Regions from separate parts of the Mus musculus genome. Here all the other regions are linked to region 1. The links are chromatin loops, found by intact Hi-C in ENCODE. Cell type or tissue: heart. All regions are shown on one strand.

Evidence for each region. A loop is a pair of places that touch in the nucleus more often than their neighbours do. Peaks named below come from ENCODE experiments on the same cell type or tissue, not always from the same donor. Only the 100,000 strongest peaks of a DNase experiment are listed, where the experiment ranks them.
Region 2: a loop joins it to region 1, with 5 times the contacts of the local background. A loop is called at or near these places in 4 of 42 quality-filtered maps.
Region 3: it touches region 1 in a loop (4-fold over the local background); 9 of 42 quality-filtered maps call a loop at or near these places.

Annotation. Positions count from the first base shown.
Region 1 is chr11:30,263,368-30,271,367 of GRCm38, forward strand. Gm8098 (predicted gene 8098) reads left to right here and starts at 4,091. Exons shown (of 3, transcript NR_168037.1): 1 at 4,091-4,543. It also overlaps a transcript of Sptbn1 not described here. In heart, a CTCF peak has its summit at 3,580; DNase peaks (open chromatin) are centred at 3,714, 4,234, 4,754, 5,024 and 1 weaker place; H3K4me3 peaks cover 5,246 bases; H3K27ac peaks cover 3,869 bases.
Region 2 is chr11:30,512,377-30,520,376 of GRCm38, forward strand. The region is part of intron 3 of Acyp2 (acylphosphatase 2, muscle type); the gene reads right to left. Among named protein-coding and RNA genes, the nearest start is that of 4930505A04Rik, 45 kb to the left of the region's middle. In heart, a CTCF peak has its summit at 7,403 (motif pointing left); a DNase peak (open chromatin) is centred at 4,915.
Region 3 is chr11:30,156,513-30,164,512 of GRCm38, forward strand. It overlaps Sptbn1 (spectrin beta, non-erythrocytic 1), which reads right to left. Exons shown (of 35, transcript NM_175836.2): 2 at 2,782-2,933. Among named protein-coding and RNA genes, the nearest start is that of Sptbn1, 59 kb to the right of the region's middle. In heart, no CTCF peak of the experiment used is centred here; DNase peaks (open chromatin) are centred at 1,709, 2,029, 4,289 and 4,819; H3K4me3 peaks cover 966 bases; H3K27ac peaks cover 6,646 bases.

The DNA of each region.
Region 1 (8,000 bases):
CTCTAAGGGAAAATGGAGCCAGGGTAGGACTAGATGCAGAGGCTGTAAAGGGTCTGTGTGCTTCAGGCTCCAGCTTCACTCTTGAAGCCCTCTGGTGATAATTTTTAAACTTCAGAAGTCTTCTAGGAAGGAATGTAAAACACTATTGATCTAGATAACCAAAAACAAATAGGACTCTCCAGGTTTCTTCATCTAGTGGCAGGAAACACACACATGTCATACACATAGCCAGAGATACTTCAGCTTTATGGTGAAGGAAGAATAAAGGAAACCATGAAATTTTAAATTCATTACCCCTCAAGTCTGTATGTGTGCAAGATAGGAGGGGCAGGCCAAGTGCACATGTGGAGGCCAGAGGACAATTTTGCTGGTCTCTTCTCATTTCCTTCCACCATTACACAGCTTGGGAAATAGAATTCAGGATGTCCGGAAGCTTTTGATAGTTTGGAAAAGCAGGGCAGAGTTCCTTAACCGGATGCTCAAACACATCATGTATTTTATTAAAAAACAGAGAGTGAGCAGGAAGTTCTGGAGTGGGCTCAAGAGGATGCACTCATAACAATCTACTGAGGGACTCTGCTAATTTCCAAAGACCATACTGACTTTTAAAATATTTATTTTAATTCTATGTATTGTGTGTGTGCTCATAAAGTCATATTCCCTGAAACTGGAGTTACAGGCAGTTGTGAGCTTCCTAGAATGGGTGCTGGAAACAAACTGAAGCTGTCTTTTGTTAGAGCTGTGTACACTCTTAACCACTGAGCCATGACTCCAGCCCCTGAAATGATATGTTAAAATAGAAAATATGTGTCTGTCCATTTGGAATAAGTTTTAGTCATTAATTTCCAAAAAATGTTATTGCTACACTATATAAGCTTGAACATGGATGGCATAACTACTACCAAGACAATCAGAGTATTAAACTTGGTCTTTCTGAAGAAAAGGTGCTTAGATAAAACATACAGACTGAAGCTTCCGAGGAGAATCCTCAGCGCTACAGTGGTAGCATTTTTAACGGAGACACTGGCTCTTTCCTCACAGAAAGTTGGTTTGCATTCCCAATAACCTGCAGGAGAACCCAGGGCTACATAAGGAAATCCACAGAACATTAGAAAAGGCTCATTAAAAGGAATCCGTTGTCCGGCCATAATTAAAGCAGTATTACTACTGAGCACTAAGGTTAATAAGTTAAAAGAAATACAAGAACGTGGACTATAAGACTGTCACTAAAAATATGCTCTTTAGTTAGGGTGACAGGAAGGTCACTTAAGCCCGAGTCTGAGATCAGTGGTTCCTGTCTCAAAAACAACTAAGTGAAAATGAGGATCTTAAGATGAAAAGCTTTCAATTACTTTAACAACAGAACACTCAACAGCAATTGCCCCTCATGTTTAACAAACAAACAAAAAAAAAAAAAACAAAAACAAAAAAAATTTTTTTTTGTAGTAAAATCCTTCTGTCTCAAAATAGTACCTCCACATGGACCATTACACTTTCATACATGAAGACAAAAAAAAAATCAAATTGTCTAAATAAATTGCAGGTCTCTGCTAAGGATGCTCCCATTCCTACATCACTGATAGACCTCTCCCCGGGCTCTTCACCAATGTAAGATGACCCAGGACACTGCTTTTGCTGCCCAGAACTTTCCATTATGGCAGATTAAAGTTTTGGTCACTGTGGTGATACCAGGTGCTTAACCCAACAGAGTTCTTCAGCTGGTATGTAAGTTAGAACAGCTAAACCTCCTGTGACATCAGCAGGTTTTTTTTTTACAGCATAGTAAATCTAAAATGTCTGCATAATCCATGCATGAAACACTAAAAAAAAATAAAATAAAAAATCTTTACGCAGATTGCCAACACAGCTGTGAAGTTCAAATCCACAAAGTCCCATCTTTGAACAGCCCAAATAATGTACACATACACACACACACCACATACCACACACACCACACATATATACAACACACAAAACCACACACAACATACACACATACCACACACTACAGATACACTACAGGCACACACACATAACACATACTACAGACATATCACACACACACACACCACACTACAGACACACCACAGGCACATCCATTATAGATACATCATACACACATATACCACACACACATACATACTATACACATACACTACACACCACACACACCACATACACATAGCAGATACCACACACTACAGACATAAACCACATACATACACCACATACACATCACATACCACACACATACATACCACACACACTATACACCACATACATACCACACACACATACCAGACACCACATACTACAGACACACCACAGACACGCATCACACATACAAACATACTACACATATATACTATACCACACATACCACATACACATACCAGATACCAAACACTATAGACATACCACAGGCACACACAAACACTCCCCTCCCCACATATACCACATACACATACCAGACATATTCCACTCAATAGCCATTCCCCACACACTCCATACACCACAGATACACTGTACATAGACCACACATAGTCACTACATAACACTCCACACACATCACAGACATTCCACACATATACAGACACTACACACCCCACAGTTACAGGCTGTTCTATTCTGTACTAACAGATTCACCGGATATTACAAACAAAAAACAAAAGCAGGCTCACCCCTGGCTTTGGAGAGCTGACCTTTCCTTCCAGTTAGTATACTGAAGTCTGTCTCTCACATGTACATTTTAAGAAAGCTTGAATTGACATTTGAAATCTATCCCATATGCCACCTCATACCTCATAAATAAAGTACAGAACTGGCAGCTTAACGGGGCATTTTCCTGTGAAGACACTTAAATGGTCTTCAGAACCATCTCAACAGTAGAGGCCTCAACCCTCCTCCCCAGCCACATCTATCTATACAATATATATACACAAAAATACATATAAGCAGCCATAAACGAAGCCAGTAACCCCATTAGTCATGTCTGGAGGCTTCACCTGAGTACCTGAACCTATAAGTCTGATTCTGGAGAAAACCAATTCACTATCAATCATGACACTTATCAAAAAATGCTTAATAGAGAATCCAAATAAATAACTGTGCTTGCTTGCAGAAAAATCATATTAAAAACCAGGTTAAAAGAGTCTCATACAAATTTCTTTTAAAACAACCAGCTGAATCCAAAATTTAGTAAACGTTTTCAGGAGCATATGATCTAAAATGAAAAATCATTTCATTTCAAAGATGGTTTCCTAAAGGAAAAATCCATTTTCTCAGAAATAATGAAAGGAAGAGAAATAACTACAACATCATGACTATGACCATCTAATTAATAAGCACTAACTTTCCACAAATAATGGAATCAATGTCCATCTGGTTTGTGGCTATGGTTTATGGGCGATGCACAGAAAATCGGCAACTCCACACCAAATGCACCACACAGCCTGGGGTGTTCTTCTGCAGCCCCTCCCTCCTGTGCTGTCCCTCCTTAGCATCAGGCTCCTTCTGCAGCAGCAGGCCAGCAGATTTTGCCTGCATCACTGCTGCAGGGTGCGCCTGGGTGCCCACACCCACCAGGAGGGGCCGGAGAGGTCACCCCCAAAGCGAAGGCTGCCCCAAAGGCTGCCCCTCGCATACCTAGGTGACCTGCTCCTCCCGACTCTACAACACTCTGACACTACGTCTCTCCACAGCAGCACCGCAAGGTATTAGCAGCTCTGGGCGCCAACAAAGCGCTGTCCTGGGCCTGGGTGGGGCCGGGCGGGGGCCGCAGGCGCCGAGTAGCTGTGCCAAGCCCCGTCGGCGAGAAGCCCGGAGACTGCGATACTGCTGCATTGTGCTGCATCACGGCGAGGGCACCGTAAGCCATCCATCTTGCCAACAACACACATCCCCGCCCCAAAAGCCCGCATCGAATCCATCTTCTCTTCTGCTGAAGCACTCCCACACATCCCTTTCCTCACTAAGTGCCCCGGCTTGACTGCAAAAATAAAGGGCAATGCTTTCCGTACAGCCTCCCCTCATTAGATGGTACCACCTGGCACCTCTCCTGTCACCAAAACAAAGGGAAGGCTCCCTCGGAGAGGCTACGGTGAGCCGGTGACCAGAGGGCACCTAGCCCACCTTCCCTAGGCAGGGCCCGAGGGTCCTTGAGCCCGCACGAACCTGTTGAAGACCCAGTGGCAGGACGTTAGGGCGGGCGCCGCACCCCAGGGCGGCTCCCCCAGCCCTGCGCGGGCGCGGAACTGGGCGAGGCGGGGGCGGCGGGGCTGCTGCAGAGCAGCACGGACCACGCCTGCCCGCAGCCCCACACCGTTACTCGCAGAGCCTGGAAGAGGCCCCGGGAGACCCCCGATTCGGCACGCACCCCCTTGACAGGACCGAGTGCGTCCGGGGGGGCAAGCGACCTCACTGCGAAACCCGCCGCGTCCGGAGGGCCGGCTCCCCGCCCCCACGGCCTCCGGGGTGCAGGGCAGCAGCAGCGTCATGCGCCCCGGCCCGCGCCCCTCCTCCGCTCTCCCGCAGGCAGCCCCGGGTGAGTTGGCATCCTCCTGCCTCGGCCCTTGACCTACCTCCGGAGGTGGGGTGGGGGGTGGGGGCCGGGGTCCCGTCCTCCTCCCGCTCCTCGGCGGCCGGGCCGGTAGGCCTGGGAGGCGACTTCGCAGGGCTGTCGGCGGCTGGGGCCGGGGCTCACAGGACGGGACCAGTAGGCGCTGCTGCGCTGGGCTGCGCGCTCGCTCCGGGCAGAGAGGCGGCCGGGGGAGGGACTGGAGGAATCTGCAGCCTGGACGGCGACAGCTGCACAGATTCCGGGGGCTGGGCGGGCGCGGGGCGGGGAGGAGGGAGGAGAAAACGCGCGGGCGGGGGCGGGGGCGCGGGGAGGGGCGGGGCGGGGAGAGGGGCGCGGGCGCGGGGAGGCTCGGTCGCGGGAGCGCGCACACGCCTCCCGCAGCACTCAAGCCTCCGCGGCTTCTCCCTGTCGCGCGCCCTCCGTCCTGCGCGCAGCCCTACAGCCCGGCAGCCGCCCACCCAGAGATGGTTCGGATGCGGCGGGGAACAGCGAGCGCGTGCACGCTCTCCGGAGCTCTGGCGCTTCCTAAGCCCCGGGCCACGCACCCTGCGCCAGGGTCTGGCCTGGGCGGGGTGGGTACCGCTGGAACCGCTGCTGCGAGAGCAAAAGGACAATGGGGGCTTTTATCCTTGCATCCAGTAAGGACCAATTACTCGTTTAATTTGAGGCTAATTCGATTATCGCCATTGAAAAAGACAGGCTAATTTTCTCGGTTACTTGTGCAGCCTCTTCTTCCCTGCGACGTTCGCCTTTAGAAAAGGAGTTGCACCGGGAGGTTAGGGTGAGTCGTTTGTTTGCTTGGTTGGAGCTCAGTGATGATGTCCAGCTTGAAGACCGATGACGCTGACCTCTATGAGAGAAGCTTTGGGCGTTGGAGCCAGTCATATGTGTTTCTTCAAACGGTTAATGGATTCCTCCATGTGAATGCTATTTTACCTTTCCCCTCGAGGGTAGCTGGGAACAGCCTACAAGTGGTTTATCCAATTCTTGCCTCATGGCTAAGCACAGACTCAACTTTAACCAGAGGCCAGGTGCTTTGCCCTGGACTCCCGGTTATTATAGAGGATCCTTGAGATGACGTGAACGCTGGAGTTCTACCACCTCCATTTTCTGACAATGGACATTTTCTTGAATTTATGTTAATTGCCCCCCACAAAGCAGCCCACTGGCTATCTTGTCAGCTCCCAGGCTGTGTAGAAGTCCTGAAACTGCACTAATGGGAGGGAAAGGATGGTGAATCATCATTCTAGGAATAGAAATGCTCTTTGGAGAACACGGTCTGGAGAAACTGATTTCCTCCCATTTCTGTAAGATCCCCAACTGTGGGCTTTTCAAGGGAATATGGTCCTTGACTTAAAAGGCAGTGTTCCCTGGAGATCTGCCCACCTGCTTAAAAAGCAACCTGGGCTGATGGAAGCATATTTTAGTACTAAAATAAAACAAAAAATTGTCATAGTACGTTGAAGACGATTATTTGTTTTAGAGCTTTACTATCAGTTTGCTTTTGATTATATGGAAAAAGTTGAGGAAGGCAAGTAATTTAACATTTTCCTCAGAAGGTTCATAACAGAGCCAGAAGGTCAATTCTTTCAAGGGTAGGATTCTTTGTTCTTTTGAATGTGTTGTTCAGTTAAGAGGTACTAAAAGTATTTGTTGACCTAAATCAAACAAAATCTACATGGGAACTGCTACCCAGTAATGAAGAAAACCCACTAGAAATGAAAGTTGCTTCCCTTTCGAGGGTCAGTGGAGTATGTCTCTGGTATCAACCTAGCCACACTGTTAATAGATCACCAATCTAAACCACATCAATGCTGGGGAATGCCTCACTTTAAATTCTTCCAAAGCTATTGTGAAATGGTAACACCTCAATGCTTCCTTCATCACAGATAGCAGGTACTTAAATCTTCCTTTGATGGCTGACTCATCTCCCCCATTCCACTCCCACTTAAGTCTTATTTTTTTTTCTTCAAAAAGGAACTCCCCCAACTGGTAATTAGTCCAAAAAAGATGTGAAAGTCAAAGATTCAGAGGTTTACCATAAATACCTCACCACTTCTATCTTTTGATAGAAAATAAAAATCACCCAGAAAAGACCAGTTCTAAACCTAGAGATATTATTTGAAAGATATCTCTTTTTAAAATATAATTATTGCAGATGTTTTTTTAAAATTTTACTTTATATATATATATATATATATATATATATATAGAGAGAGAGAGAGAGAGAGAGAGAGAGAGATAGATAGATAGATAGATAGATAGATAGATAGATATATATGACGAGTACACCGTAGCTGTCTTTAGACACATCAGAAGAGGGTATCAGATCCCTTTACAGATGGTTGTGAGCCACTATGTTGTTGCTGGGAATTGAACTCAGGACCTCTGGAAGAACAGTCAGTGGTCTTAACCACTGAGCCATCTCTCCAGCCCTGAAAGATATCTCTTTAAAAGGCAAATATTTAGAACAAAAATTTAAACTTAGTGACGGTGACAACTCAGAATTATCTTCAAATATCTCAGAAGCAGTTCTGTAGAAGTTGATCTTTACTTTAGAATCAAGGTTGATTTAAAGGAACCCAGAATTTATCATTATCATGTCAGTAACATACTATTTTCCATTAAGAAAAACCAGAAACCTATAATTATATTAGACTTTGTCTTCCAGAGAAACAATGTAGGGGTTCTTTTTGCTTTTTTGAGACAAGATTTCACTTTATTACAAGGCTCATCTTAAACTCACGCCAATGTACCCATATCAGCCTCTTGAGTGATGGGCTTCCAAGGCATGCACCATGATGCCCATTAGAAATACTTTGTTATGAAAATGTTGTGAGGTCAGTATTTAGGTCAGTATCGAAGTTCGATATTTAGCAAGGATGGGAGACACTCAAAATCACAAAAGTTTCGCAGATATAATTTGTCATTTTAACTTTCCATTTAAAATATGGAGGGAAATGTTCCTAACATGTATCAGTAACTGTCATCTGTGTTATGATGCTATAATACAAAATTCCCAAATCTTAGCATAACATAACAGGTCCCTAATTCAACAAAGGTTAATGTTTTGCTTTGTAAAGTCAGCTCTGGATTGAAGAGGCTTTCTGGGGAAGCTATCTTCACCGTACCAGCTCAGCATTCCAGGGTATGTTAATGTTAGGGTACCTCCATGTCAATGAGTGGTTCCACTCCCTGGTGAGGGAAGCCTGTGATAGAGGGTTAGGTATCAGCAACTAGCAAATGACACTTGGTCTCTTTCTCCCCATTTTATGCCAAAGTAAGTCATAGGACTACACCTGAAGCCAGATCTGTGTGAACAAGAAGTCTGTCTACTACCACCTGTTTGGTTTGGAAAAGAACGAATGATACCCTAGTCTTCTCTTTGTTATATATTAGCCCAAGTAGATCCTATTGTTTA
Region 2 (8,000 bases), 250 kb after region 1:
TTTCCCAATCTGTTGGTGGTCTTTTTGTCTTATTGACGGTGTCTTTTGCCTTGCAGAAACTTTGGAGTTTCATTAGGTCCCATTTGTCAATTCTCGATCTTACAGCACAAGCCATTGCTGTTCTGTTCAGGAATTTTTCCCCTGTGCCCATATCTTAAAGGGTTTTCCCCACTTTCTCCTCTATAAGTTTCAGTGTCTCTGGTTTTAAGTGGAGTTCCTTGATCCACTTAGATTTGACCTTAGTACAAGGAGATAAGTATGGATCGATTCGCATTCTTCTACATGATAACAACCAGTTGTGCCAGCACCAATTGTTGAAAATGCTGTCTTTCTTCCACTGGATGGTTTTAGCTCCCTTGTCAAAGATCAAGTGACCATAGGTGTGTGGGTTCATTTCTGGGCCTTCAATTCTATTCCATTGGTCTACTTGTCTGTCTCTATACCAGTACCATGCAGTTTTTATCACAATTGCTCTGTAGTAAAGCTTTAGGTCAGGCATGGTGATTCCACCAGAGGTTCTTTTATCCTTGAAAAGAGTTTTTGCTATCCTAGGTTTTTTGTTATTCCAGATGAATTTGCAAATTGCTCCTTCTAATTCCTTGAAGAATTGAGTTGGAATTTTGATGGGAATTGCATTGAATCTGTAGATTGCTTTTGGCAAGATAGCCATTTTTACAATGTTGATCCTGCCAATCCATGAGCATGGGAGATCCTTCCATCTTCTGAGATCTTCTTTAATTTCTTTCTTCAGAGACTTGAAGTTTTTATCATACAGATCATTCACTTCCTTAGTTAGAGTCACGCCGAGATATTTTATATTATTTGTGACTATTGAGAAGGGTGTTGTTTCCCTAATTTCTTTCTCAGCCTGTTTATTCTTTGTATAGAGAAAGGCCATTGACTTGTTTGAGTTAATTTTATATCCAGCTACTTCACCGAAGCTTTTTATCAGGTTTAGGAGTTCTCTGGTGGAATTTTTGGGGTCACTTATATATACTATCATATCATCTGCAAAAAGTGATATTTTGACTTCCTCTTTTCCAATTTGTATCCCCTTGATCTCCTTTTGTTGTCGAATTGCTCTGACTAATACTTCAAGTACTATGTTGAAAAGGTAGGGAGAAAGTGGGCAGCCTTGTCTAGTCCCTGATTTTAGTGGGATTGCTTCCAGCTTCTCTCCATTTACTTTGATGTTGGCTACTGGTTTGCTGTAGATTGCTTTTATCATGTTTAGGTATGGGCCTTGAATTCCTGATCTTTCCAGAACTTTTATCATGAATGGGTGTTGGATCTTGTCAAATGCTTTTTCTGCATCTAACGAGATGATCATGTGGTTTTTGTCTTTGAGTTTGTTTATATAATGGATTACATTGATGGATTTTCGTATATTAAACCATCCCTGCATCCCTGGAATAAAACCTACTTGGTCAGGATGGATGATTGCTTTAATGTGTTCTTGGATTCGGTTAGCGAGAATTTTATTGAGGATTTTTGCGTCTATATTCATAAGGGAAATTGGTCTGAAGTTCTCTATCTTTGTTGGATCTTTCTGTGGTTTAGGTATCAGAGTAAGTGTGGCTTCATAGAATGAGTTGAGTAGAGTTCCATCTACTTCTATTTTGTGGAATCGTTTATGCAGAACTGGAATTAGATCTTCTTTGAAGGTCTGGTAGAACTCTGCACTAAACCCGTCTGGTCCTGGGCTTTTTTTGGCTGGGAGACTATTTATAACTGCTTCTATTTCTTTAGGGGATATGGGACTGTTTAGAAGGTTAACTTGATCCTGATTCAACTTTGGTACCTGGTATCTGTCCAGAAATTTGTCCATTTCGTCCAGGTTTTCCAGTTTTGTTGAGTATAGCCTTTTGTAGAAGGATCTGATGAGTCTGCCTGGCTTGGGAGGCGGCCTCAGCCTCAGCAGCAGAATTAGGTCTTCTTTGAAGGTCTGATAGAACTCTATACTAAACCCATCTGGTCCTGGGCTTTTTTTGCTTGGGAGACTATTAATTACTGCTTCTTCTTTTTTTTTTTTTTAAAGAGTTAGTTATTTATTTATTATATATAAGTACACTGTAGCTGTCTTCAGACACTCCAGAAGAGGGAGTCAGATCTCGTGATCAGATGGTTGTGAGCTACCATGTGGTTGCTGGGATTTGAACTCTTGACCTTCGGAAGAGCAGTCGCGTGCTCTTACCCACTGAGCCATCTCACCAGCCCCTTAATTACTGCTTCTATTTCTTGAGGGGATGTGGGGCTGTTTAGAAAATGTTCCAACTTGTAATAAGGACACATGCTCCACTATGTTCATAGCAGCCTTATTTATAATAGCCAGAAGCTACAGAAAATATGCTACATTTACACAATGGAGTACTACTCAGCTATGAAAAACAATGAATTTATAAATTCTTAGGCAAATGGATGGATCTGGAGGATAGAATCCTGAGTGAGGTAACCCAATCACAAAAGAACACACATGGTATGTACTCAGTGATAAGTGGGTATTAGCCCAGAAACTTAGAATACCCAAGATACAATTTGCAAAACACATGAAACTCAAGAAGGAAGACCAAAGTGTGGATACTTTGTTCCTTCTTAGAATGGGGAACAAAATACCTATGGAAGGAGTTATAGTGACAAAGTTTGGAGCTGATATGGAAGGAATGACCATCCAGAGACTGCCTCACCTGGGGATCCATCCCATAAACAACCACCAAACCCAGACACTATTGCATATGCCAGCAAGATTTTGCTGACAGGACCCTGATATAGCTGTCTCATATGAGGATATGCCAGTGCCTGGCAAATACAGAAGTGGATGCTTACAGTTATCTATTAAATGGAATACAGGGCCCACAATGAAGGAGCTAAAGAAAGTACTCAAGGAGCTAGAGGGGTCTGCAACTCTATAGGAGGAACAACAATATGAACTAACCAGTACCCCCCAGAGCTTGTGTCTCTAGGTGAATATGTAGCATCCCTATCAGGCCATCAAAGGGAAGAGAGGCTCTTGGTCTTGTGAAGATTATATGCCCCAGAACAGGGGAATGCCAGGGCCAGGAAGTGGGAGTGGGTGGCTTTGGGAGCAGAGCTTGGGGGAGGGTATAGGGGACTTTCTGGATAGCATTTGAAATGTAAATGGAGAAAATATCTAATAAGAAAATGTAAAAAAGAACCAAATAAAAAACCCCCCAAAACCAATATTTTATAAGAAAGCTCTATGATTTATAGCACAGTTTTTGTCTTTGAAACAGGATAATGTGTGTGTGTGTGTGTGTGTGTGTGTGTGTGTGTGTGTGTGGTGTGTGTGTGTGTGTACAGAAAACCAATCTATAATTAAAGGAACTCAGGACATTTCATGCTGTAAACTCAGGTTGAAAACTGCCCTATTAACCTACCATTGAGCAAAGTTACAGAAAGTAAAGTCTATGGAGAAATCACATACGGAAACAGCACCAGCAACACTGCCTCCCCTGTGTTTCAAGTGAGTATTACCTGCAGAAAGTAGGAGTGTGTGAGTTCCTAGGTGATGTGAAAACTGCTATCTAACTACTACCCTTGACTGAAACAAGGAGATGAAATTAAAGCACTAGAAAGCTAACATTAGCAATAATTCATAGCAGTTCTATTTCCTGGAACTCAAGTGGAATTATCCTTTCAGATATCTCTGAAGTGAAAAAGCAGACAGTAAGAAAAGACAGCAAATGAATTAGAAGCTAATGTGGTACTTGCCAATCTCAACCTTTTGAGCTAGCATTCATAGTGGAAAGACAGTGCATAACATTTGTGTTATTCTTGCTTATCAAACAGGCCTCTTTATTCAGTTATATGTGAATAAATATTTTATTATAAAAATAAATTTTTAAATAGTATTTTGATAACATGCCAAAAAATTTGTCCAGGAAACCCCAAATCATGCACAATTAACCTGAAACTAGATTCTTCATCTTTAAAAAGAGAGTCCTACTACTGTCATCACAGAGATCATGGAAAGGCTGAAGACCGTGTTTGGTTGTGAATCACTTAATCGAACATCTAGGTCACATAGTAGGCTCTTAATAAGTGTTACTGAAGTCAAGTGTCCACTGCCTTTTCTCATTTAGAAAGCTCTGGGATCTCCAGAGTTATGTACTTCTAGGGAAATTCCATCCCCAAGGCCCCCTAGTCTTGGCAGAAGCACTTCTCAGCTGTAGCGTAGACTGTCCTGTCACCCAGCATCTTCAAATTAGTAAGTCTGGGAAACTATCCTGGGATAATTCAGGTCAAAGTTCAAAATTCATGTAGATATCACTGACTGTAAAAGCCTAAATTACATTTGAAATCTTAAGTCCAAGGCAATTCAGGGAAATGTAGCTCCTAACTTTGTTGGGTCTGAAATAAAAGAACAGCAAAAGGAGTTTGGACTGGAAGTTGAGGAGGTAAACATACCGTGCTACTGTTGTTCAATAAAACCATATGCTATGGGATTCAGAAGTAGTAGATGTCTTTTGTTTGTTACTAGTGTTCAGTTTTTACTCTCTAATTTTGCCGGAGCCAGCTCCTCATATCTGAAGGAACTCCAGCATCGTTGAGTCAACTGAATAGAAGCAGAAACATACAGGTAAAGGAACTTCCAAATGCTGCTGGGACCAAGTAAAAAGTAAACTGAAGAGTGGTTTGTGAACCTTCGCAAGACAGCATTACTGATGCGGTTTGAGTGGAAACCAGGTTAGAACTGTTTGAGGGGTGATGGTGGAGCAAGAAATGGAGACAGCAAGAACAGACAAAGCTCCTGAGCTGTCTGACTATAGAAGGGGAGACACTGTAGAAGAAGAGACAGAACAGCTTCAGAGAGCTTCGGGGTTCTGCTGATGGCCAGTCCAGCCAGCCTAGATTTCGAATTCAATACCTTTGGATATCTCTGAACATCCTGTCCCAGAAGTGTACTGAGGAGGGCTGTATTAAGGACACACAGTTCAGTATGTTCTCTGTCCCAGATATGTTAAGATCTATTCCTACAGGAAGGAAGCCAAATGAAAAAATGAGTTGGCCAGACACTCTTGTATTTTTAACCTTTACCCTGACTTTTCCATTTTCCTCAAAAAAAATGCTCTTAAGCAAATTGAGGCTAATGCCATTAGCAGATGGAGGACTATTAGCCAGTTTAGAGTCAAGTGCAAGCCCACCCATAGCAGAGGTCCTACGGTAAGCATCTTTATGGACTTCTTCCTAGCTCTATTTTGTGCTCCTCCCTTATTTTCATTCTTAAGTATCCACTCTCTTGTTAGCAGCTTAATATGTTCTTACACATCATTTTAAAATCTATATGGAAGAAAACAACAGTATAATAGATATATAAAGATATGATCCCTTCCCCTTCCCTGATACTAATTCTGTAACTGTCTCAATGGAAACCACAGGTTATCTATAGACTTGTGTTTTATGACCAACTTTGCTAGAGACCCTTTTCCACTAAAGGAAGGAACACAATGTTCTTCTATCACAAAAACATGTAGTTTTAGGACAGTGGGCTCTGCAATCGCAATCCAGCTCTTGGTCCAGAAAGACTGGAGTCAGACTGGACTGATTCTCCGAGGGCTGTGCCTGTGTGCAAGCAGACGCATCCCCTTGGCAATCAATCACTCTGAAAACAGTTTGCAGACAAAGGAATCTCATGTCCTAACAGATAGTTTGTACAAAATCATTATGTGCATACTTACACTTTTATTTTCAATCATTCATTCAGCCCCACATGTGTCAAGCTAAATATGTCACATTCTGCCCCAAATGTGTCATAGTCAGCTCCAAATGCATGAAATAGTGAAAACACAATTTAAGCCCAGCATTGAGGCAAATACCCAGTTAACATGTGCTTCATTTCCAGGGAAACTTGGGTCTCCTGGGCAGAAATTATAAAGAAAAATACTAAAAATTTATAGCAAGATAATTTTAGCTTAGGATATTATAGCTTACTTTTAGACCTAGGATATAAATCAAGAAGCATATAAACAAAAACCATAAAAAGGATGCTTGCTTGCCTCTGTTACAACTCACTTATTCGAAAAAAGAAAATAATTAGCTTGTAGGGCCTAATTACTCTTTTATAACTTTTGTTTAAATACATTTAATTGAATTTGTCTAGAGAAAAAAAATACAGAACTTGAAGCATTTTCCACAATCATGTTGATTTTTCCATCAAAGCTCCTGGCTTTCTCACCAGGCATTCTAATTTGTAATAATACGGTCCTATTTTTCATTTTAGGCTTTACCCCATAGTTCCAGAGTCTAGAATTAACCCCTATATCACAAAACTGAGCACAGGAGCTTCTCCAAACCCTCCTATGACTTCTGTCACATACTCTCTTGCTGTTCTAGTTCTAAGATAAATTTTGTTTAGCCTCCACTATCAATTCATCTGTACCTGTCTTGGGTATTGTTCATCTCATAGCCTATTTACCCACATAGTTATTTATGTTCACATAAAACCTATGAATGATGCATCTGTGAACCATGCATTGTGCACTCTGGTACCACCATTGACATAGTTTATATATGCTACTTAATTTCAGATAAATTGAATTCATTTAGGTAAGAAGCTTTCTGAAACCGGAAGTGTGAGATTTTTGGGAATTGAAATCGAACCTTTTGTTTTAAGCTGTAACAACAAGGTTAATTATAACTGGACTCTGTGGTGCCAATGATCCTTCTTAGTGGGAGTTCTTTTTACTTTGCTGAGACCTTTGGCTTAATTCATCTCCCTCTTTACTCCCTGACTTAGCAGGAAAGCTTTAGATAGATGTATGCCCACTGAGTCCACTTGATTGTTCAGATCTATCACCTCTACCTGCTTCCATGCCTCTGCCCATTCTCATACCCCTTACCCAATGTGTTCTCTTGCATCCTAGAACCTGCCAGGATGTCAATAGTTATAGGTTGTTAGCCATCTGTACAGCCCATCAACTTTGGTTTGAATTTTATTTTCATGTCTCTCTTCTTTTTCATCCTTATCACACCCAAAGTCAAGCTCTTATCTGTTTGCCAGAAATACAAATTAAACTTGCTTCTGAGGCACAGAGAAGTCTTAGCAACTGCTGTGGAAGACTTGAAATTTGTCCCTTTCCTACCAGTGTTTGGCTCCATACATCTTTTATTGTTGGATCTCATTGAGTTGCAGTGAAGTCTCAGAAAGAAAGTAAAAACCAAAAATCACAATTTGTATATCATCTTTATTACAGTTAAAATTTATCTTAAAATAGCCACAAAAGATGTGTCAAATGCTTAATAAGAGTCATTAAAGGGGCTGGAGAGATGGCTCAGAGGTTAAAAGCACTGACTGCTTTTCCAGATGTCATGAGTTCAATTCCCTGCAACCACATGGTGACTCAAAACCATCTGTAATAGAATCTGATGCCCTCTTCTGGTGTGTCTGAAGACAGCTACAGTGTACTCATATAAATGTAATAAAGAAATCTTTTTTAAAAAAAGAGTTATTAAATACCTATTCTGTACTCTGTGTTAGGCAAACAAGGCAATCAGGAAGACTGCCTGTCTCCAGTGAACTCTAGTCTGATGGGAGAGACACATGATTATAATGTGGCAAGATGACACAATGACAAAGAATGCATGACATGTGGGATGCCTGGGAAGCATAAGTTTTGTTGGAAGACTTGTATATTGCGATGAAAACTTAGGAAAGGATAAATTAGACATTTGAAAACAAGGAGTATGCCTGGAGAATGTATGTTTGTAACCTCTTTAAAGTAATTTATCTACACAAGGATGGGAAAGGAGAATTGTGTAATCATTGAAGTTTCAGCTTTTTCTTACAGCAAGGATGCATGCTGTATAAATGTAAATGTAAGATATATAATAAGCAACATAGCAATTGTTTTATAAGCTACTGTAATATGTAGGTCTAAGGATATGCTTAATGTTGCATTTTATTGATTAAGTGCTAATTAATAAGAATTTATATTGTCAGAACTTACTTGCTCTTACCAAATGTTCTATTAGGCAAGCCAAGC
Region 3 (8,000 bases), 110 kb before region 1:
CTCATTCACTGATTCCCAATCAACAATAGTCTGATTGCTCTATGACCACATACCTGACATGAGGGTGTGGGAAGAACATTTTGGATATTGGGCCAATCCTACGGTGGGGAGGGGGGATTTCTCTTCTCAAGAACAGAATCAAGTTCCATGGCAAGGCAGATGGCTACCTGAAGCCCCTGAAATGTATCTAATTCACTTTGTTAGGCTAAATCCAGACTGTGTTCAGGATCATTAACTAACTCCCCCTTTTTCAGGTTCACTCAGTAAAAACACATACATATAGAACTTCCCCTCTGTAAAAGAACCTGAAACTTCATTAAGAAAGTAAACTTGTAAATTCTAGTCTTTCAAACATTTGTCTACTATTCCCTGCTGAGCTAGTGAGGACGATTAAGGACTAACATGCTAGTAACTGAGACAGGGCTGCAGACAGACTGCAGATGTCTGTTTCTCCAGGGTTTAGAGTGAAGGTGCAGAGTAAACTGGCCATTAACTAACACAGGAAGCTTTGGAATCTGAATATGCAGGAATCCTTTCGGGGCTCACTGAATCCTAACAGCCTCAGGAGCCAAGGATAAGAGTGTGGTTTGTGTCTCTTCCAGAATCCCATACACCAAAGAGAGAGAATGCCCAAGTCAGCATTACCTCACTAGAACATGAACAATTAGACTGTCCATTCTATAGCCAAAGATGGCTGTTAGGAATAAATCAAAGAAGAAAACAAAATTCTGACAATGACTGCCTGAGAGGGTGGAGGTGACAGGTGTCTTCTATTCTCTATCCCTAGTCTCCTAGATTTCTAAGTCACTAGAAAACGAGAGAGAGAGAGAGAGAGAGAGAGAGAGAGAGAGAGAGAGAGAGAGAGAGAGAGATTGAGAATGAATGTGTGTGTGGTACAAACAGAGATTTAGGTACACACTGTAATCTCTGCTCTTGGAAACTTGAGGTAGGAAGATTGTTATTATGTCTAAGCCAGCCTGGGCTATAATAAAAGACCCTATCTCACAACACAAAAACGGGTGGTGGTGGTTTAGTGCCAGCACTCTGGAGGCAGAAGCAGGTGGAGCTCTGAGTTTGAGTACAATCTGGTCTACAGAGTGAGTTCCCGGACAGTCAAGGCTATACAGAGAAACTGTGTCCTGAAACCAACCAACCAGTACCAACCAATCAACCAAGCTAACAACCCCCTCTCTTTGTTTTCTCTACTTAGATAAAGGCAGGTGAGGCCCCAGTCATGTATTATATGATGATATTGTCATCACCATCAGTCTTCGTGAGCTCTGGGTATGCAAAGGTAAACATTTTACTTCACACTGCCTAAAAGACTGGACAGTACTAGAAAAAATTAAGTGTTCAAAACAATCCCTATCTGTGTGATCTTTTATCATTTTGTCAAAGCTATCATTTCAAAGCATAAAAAAGTAAACAAATCTACAAGGTTAAAGAAGTAAATATATCTACAGGGTTAAATAAAGAGGGAGGAAAAGGTTTGACAGATGGGAAAAAGAAAAGTCTGGTTATAAAGCCTACTTTCTGTAAGATGCATATCACAATAACTCTAGCCTAGGTTCTAAAACAAGTCTCCCTGAAGAAGTCAATAAACAACTGTTTTGCTTCATCCCAGCATGGGACCATGGCTCCACAAAAACACCACCATCCTGAAGCCATCTGCACAGGGGCTTACTGAGGCGGTGAGACTGAGGTGGTGACGTCTGCACTCTGGGAATGCAGGGCATGACAGAACTCCGTAAAGATAAGAGGAGGCTTGACTATCTTTTGAAGGCAACACCCTGTTCCTGACCAGAGGGACGGGGAAAGAAAATACTGTCTTCATTTTTACTGATGTTTAAAGAAGCAGCTTTGTTCACAGACCCTCAAGAGAGGGAAACAAAGCCCTAGTCTCTTACCAGCAGTCAGAGGTGTGTGCACTGATCTGCAAAAAGATCTGCTGTGGCTGTCAAGTTAAATAAGCGGCTCTTCTGGCAGCCCCAGCAACCACTGGCATATTTTCCTGTCGATGTCAGTACAGCTTTGGGGCTCTATCCCTAGGCATCAGGTTGGCTCAGATGCACTACCACCTATGGAACTACATGCGCTCTGGGTGGAAAATAGGGCATATGCTTTCAAGCCAAGGCGAGCCAAAACCTGCTGGGTCAGTCACAGTGAGTAGCAAGCTTCTCTGGCATAAGGTATACAAACAAAAAAATCAGACATACAGTTTTCACTGCGAGCTAACAATTTCTCTGCCCAGAAGAGCAGGGTAAGTTTATCAGATGCTCCATTCCCAAGGAGATAACAAAAACATCAGCATGTACCATCACCCTTCCCCACCCCCAAACAAAAGGAAAGAGGGAAATAAAAAAATAAAACTGGCAGAGGCCACTGGATTTGAGTCGTGCCACCTTGAGATGGCAGCTCACATTTTCCAAAGAATCATCAATAAGACATAAATTTAGAGCCCCTTCCATGGTCTCATGTAAGCGGCAGAATCATCTCAGAGCCAGCATCCAGGCCTGGCCCTTCCATTGCTAGCACTGTGCGTAATAGAACCATCAACTAGGGTCTTCCTTACAAAATACACAGGCATCCCAGAAAGGAGGCTACATTATTATAGAACATTATTGCACCCTCAGAGCTCGGTGTTTCAATTACACCGCCCAGAATCAGCATATCTACTTCACTCTGCCCTCCTCCAGAAAACATTCTTCATTGCAGAATTCACCAAGAGACAAGCCCATACTTGTTTGTTCAAAAAATGTTTCCCCACTTGATTGTGCTTACCAGCCTCTCTCCAGAGAGGACCTCCAGTAGCTTGATGAGCATCCGTCCATCTCGAAGGTCCGTGTACAGGTCTGTGATTCGGCAGGACACTCTCGCAAGGTGGGAATTGACCCACTTGGTGAAGGTCTTCTTCTGTACAGCTTCACGCTCATCTGTAAGCAGAGGAGAACTCACTTTACCAACAACCAAGCACTGGCAACAGCAGGTGCAAGCCAGCAAAGCCCCACGGCCCACACAGCAAGAGTGCATCAGCAAAACTAAACTCCAACCAAACCCCCACTTAGCTCTCTACTGTCTGGGAATACTGGGATTTGGACAACCCTTGCACCAGTCAACTCCCAGGTTTGCAGCCAGCAGAATGTAGCAGTTAAACTAAGTCACTGCTACAGATGGATCCCACTGTGCAGCTTGAAACCATGACCCTGGAGCTTAAGAGCGTCATGCTTCACTGACCGTGCTAGCTGGGCCCCTTTGAGCAGAAGCCCTACTCCTAGTACAAACTTGCCTTATGGACGTTTACAACATACAACTTGATGGAATAAGCAGAAACCCCAACAACTGCTGTACTGAAAAAAACCCAGCACATAGTGTGTGAAACTCAATCCTACTGATGGCTGTATAGTCAGTGTGTACTGGGCTCCTAGATTGGTCAGGGGAGCAGTAAACAGTCTAGTATCTGGAAGGCTGTGCTGAGGCCTCCATTCAACCTAGCATAGTAAGGCAGTGAGGCAGAGACCATACTGGGCAAGCTTTTACTGATGTACTCCAAGCCAAGCACCTGCCAAGACACCTGCGCCTCCTGCTGCAGTCAGCAGTTCTTTGAGGTCCAGTCTTTCCCTAAAGCCTATCCATCCAAAAGAGGGCCTTTCTTCATGGATAAGGACTAATCAGAAACAAAGAAACAGAATGGCTGGGGCTGTGGGAAGGAAGAAAAGGCAGTTAAGGGCATAGCAAAAGGAGTTATGCCAGTAATACTATGAGAGGTTGAGATCACATGTATTATTCTTACAATCGTCATTATGAATGGTAACTTTACCACTACAATGGCAAGTGTAGTTCTTGTTGTTGTTTGCTTAAAGTTTGGCTGTTCTGAAAGAGTAGACTGGACCATGTCAAGAGGGATACTTCCTAGACTGTACCTAGAAGACTAATAATTCCTCATTCAAATATCTTTAGGTCTAATTTCTTTAAAATTATGGTTTCTTGAATATGCTGCAAGGAGCTGAAAATGTCTTTATCCTGATGGCTATCCTAGGCTATTAATGAAGGTTTGGGGTTCAAAGTCACTACCGCACCCAATCTATGAAGAGAAGATGATCAAAATAGAAATCTGCTTAGGTTAAAATATTTCTCAATAAGCTAGCGTGTAAAGTATGTTATTGCACAGTTACCAGCATCCCTTGGGGTAACTCACACATTAAAGAAACCCTGGTGACTTCTTTCAGGTTCAGAATCAGCAGAAGCCCTGCCCCGCAGTGACAGCTCAATCCCACGCCCTATGCTCCAAGAAGAGACAGAGGCCAGGGGTGGAGGCAGAGAAAACTGAGCTCGAATAGCCACACCCAAATCTGCATAAGAGGCTCCCCAGAACTGCAGTGTACCTCAGAAGCTCTAGAAAGGGGGAGGGAAAGGAATTAAAAAGTAAAAAGAAGGAGAGGTTTAATTCTTCCTATCTGTGCCTTTCTCCAGTTTCAAGTTGAAGAAGGGTACAAAAAAAAAAAAAAAAAAAAAAAAAGGCTCCCACCACACTGAGAAAGGCAGAAAACTTCTATCCAAGGACTGGACATGAACAACATCCTATACAGAGGAAGGGCAGGGACAAAGCCAGGCCAGCTGATGTGTCATCCTACAACAAAGTATGTGCACAACAACACACTTCTGAAGCAGGAAAGGGGGTGGGGTGGGATTCTACCTCTTGGCCCAGTAGAGGGAGGGAACTGTCTCTAGAGACCCAGTCCTTTGTTCCACCCTTCCTGGGAAGGCAAATGACATCATGCCTGTACTCTTCCTACCCCCTTCCCAGAGAGGCTAGAGGAGATAAGCCAGACGCCTGCAGAGGAACAGAAGGCTGTTGGCAGCGACAATGGAAGACAATCCAGAGGGTTTCCAAGCTCAAGCTGTTGCAGCTGGCCAAGCTCAGGGGAAGGCGGTGGGAGGACAGGGAGCAGCAGCGTTATCCAGTCCTAGGAACATGAGGTCATCACAGCAAATGAGTAAGATGAATATGGAGGCCCTTCACACGCCACACTGACCAGTGGTTGACTATGGTCCCTGGAGAACATGAAGCAGTGCTTATAAACGTTTTTGATAGTGGTGACTGAAGGACAGGTGCTACTAGCAGCTAGGGTGCAGAGGCCAGGGACACGGCTAAATACTCTGCACAGGGTAACCTCTATAACAAAGAATCATCCAGGCCAGGACTGAGAAATTCAGTTTAAAGGTTCTGAGCTTTTATTAATTACAGCAGGAACTTGAGTGTATCAGACTGAATGAGCTGGAGAAGAACACTTGAATTTAGGGTGTTGTTCATGCATCTTTCTCTTTGGGTTACATCAGAGCCTGACAGTTTGACAGTAGAAAGGGTTGCCTGCAGGCATGCTCATTCCACAAGAAGCTGGAGATAGAGTGGAAAAGCAGGTGCAACCCTATGTGACTCAGAATGTTGGTGGGCATTTGGCTTCCCCTGCCACGTCCACTCTCCCTGTACCCTTGAAGGGCCTTGTATGGCTGTTACCAATTCTAATCATACAGATACACCAAAAGAGCTTGTCTAAAGGCTACCTAGTATCAAACAGGATTGTAAAGTAGTCAATGAGGTAACCAGACTATTTTAACTGTTCATTAAATTTGTTCCTGCTGCACTCCCCACCAAAGAAGCACTCTCAACTCAAATCACTTAAGAAATTTATCAGGGATGGTAGGATCATACAATCTAAGGCTGAACAATCCTTTAGAAGCCATCTAAATGCACTTTCTTGAGTGAAATAATCTCTTCAACACTTGAGTAGTCACTTAAAAATTTTAAGCTGAGCCTCTTGGTACAAGCACAGGACCACACAGTGGGTTGGTTCTAAGTCATCCTGGACCACTGTAGTAAAGGCCTGACTGAAAATAACATGTAGGAAGAGGGCACTGGGGTAGCTCAGTGGTACAGTGCTTGCCTAGCATGTGCAAGGTCCATGGTCCAATCAAAAATATCCTCTAAATGAAAAAGATGAGTAACGTCCCAGATGAGGTTTGTAAAATCACATGTAAACATATGTGCCAGGAGGTTATACAACAGATTGTCCAAGGTAATGTCTTGTTTCTAGCTTTTAATACAACCAATGGCACTTATTTAGCAGTGAATATAGCCCAGGCCCAGATCTAAGCATCTATAATTCTCACAACCCTCCCGTGAAGTAGGAACTGACTCAAGCAGGCTGGCTCCAGAGTCAGGCCTCTCAGTGACTGAGCAACATTATCCTGTGTATAAACTGGGTGAGGAGGGAAGACGACGTATTCCCATTATGAGGCAGAGTCACCGTCACTGTCCTAGCCCAATTCTTCTGAGTATGCTTCATCTTTGACACTGAAGACTAGATCAGCCTCTGTAGCCCATGGCCTAAGAGAGCGGGTTTCTTCCTCGTTCATGTCAAGACCCCCAGCTTTCCTCGATTCATCCTCCACACCGACTATTTTTTCAAAAGCCAGCACATCCAGAGAGACAGTGGTTGGAAATTAAAAGTAAAGAAAATGCAAAAAGAACACGCATGGTTAGATAGTAAGCAGGGGGGTGGGGGAGACACACACCAAGTTCATAAGCCTCTCAGAAGCACATACACTCCAAGAAAACTGTCTCTGTAGCTGAGTGTGAAGATCCAGTCATGCAAGCTGTTAGCTCTACAAACTCAAAAGATGAACTAGCCAACTGCTGGTCAGTCAGAAGTACCAAGCAGACAGGGAACTCCTGTCAAGAGATGGTAACACAATCGTGGGTTCTGACGACTGAAGGAGTGAGTTGCAATTCTGTGACTGGACTCAGGAGGACTCTCATTGCACCGTAGCAGCAACACCACATCACAATGCATCTGCACTGTAAGCCACTCCATCAAGGTTTCCTAAAGCCTTACAGCAACGACTAAGGAGACAGAATCCAAAAGACTTCTGTAGCAGAGCCCAGTGGCTCAATGGCAGCAGGCTGAATGGTAGGTCTGGTGTCAGGAGGGGAGAGTGGTTCACACACTTCTCCTATTTTACATCCACACAGGAGGGAACAGTAAATTCTAAGTGCCTCTCCCTGAGTCTCTGCTTTACATTATCTGAGAACTTGAAATTTCATTTCGTAGCAAATGTTTAAGAGGGTGATTTGGTATTTAGAACAGAACAACGATTTTACCTGGTGGCCAAACCAAAGAGCAGTGAGGAACTTTCCCTCAATCACCACACCCTATTAGAAGTACCTAGTGTACTTATAAGTACCTACTCAGTCTACAACAGCACATTTTCATAACTGGACAAGTTATAGGAAACAACACAGCTTTGGTGAACATAAGGGTCTTGCTATAGCATCTCTCTGCAATACTTCTCTGCATAAGATACTGCAACCATATTCACCAGGTGCCAGTTCTGGGTATGGAAAGATATAGGAGTCAGGAAAGAAGGTAAAGGCATCACACACTCTAGGAGAAAGTAACAAGAGAAATAATAAGAGTTTGTGGATTAAGTATCAAGAATTTTTCTTTTCTTTCTGGCTGAGGCTGGCCCTGAACTGATAGCAATCTTGTGGTCTGTCTTCAGATTACTGGGACTATAGAAAGGTTCTACTACCATTCCCAGCTAAGATTACATCCCCATTCTTACCAGATTCTTAGTCAATTGTGCTAACACAATAGCTTGCCACCAGAGATGGTAATGGTACAATTTCCAACCAAGTTAAATGCAGACTTGGGTTCAAAGCAGTAAAAGGAGTTATAAGACTGGAAGGGGGATGACGAGGTAATCACCATGAAGACCTGTCCCATGGCTAGCGAATCTGAAATTCAGTCAGTCAAGTTCTGTGTCTCATGTAAGTTCCCATATACTTAGTAAACTAAGTTTATCTAGGAAAACAAAAAGTTAAAAAGTGACCAAAAAAAAAAAAAGATTATAAAGAAGGAAAGAGCAGACTACAGTGTGCTTTGTATTGAAGAATTCAGAATAATTTCAAGTCTAGCCACCACGTCTTTACTCTGATCCCT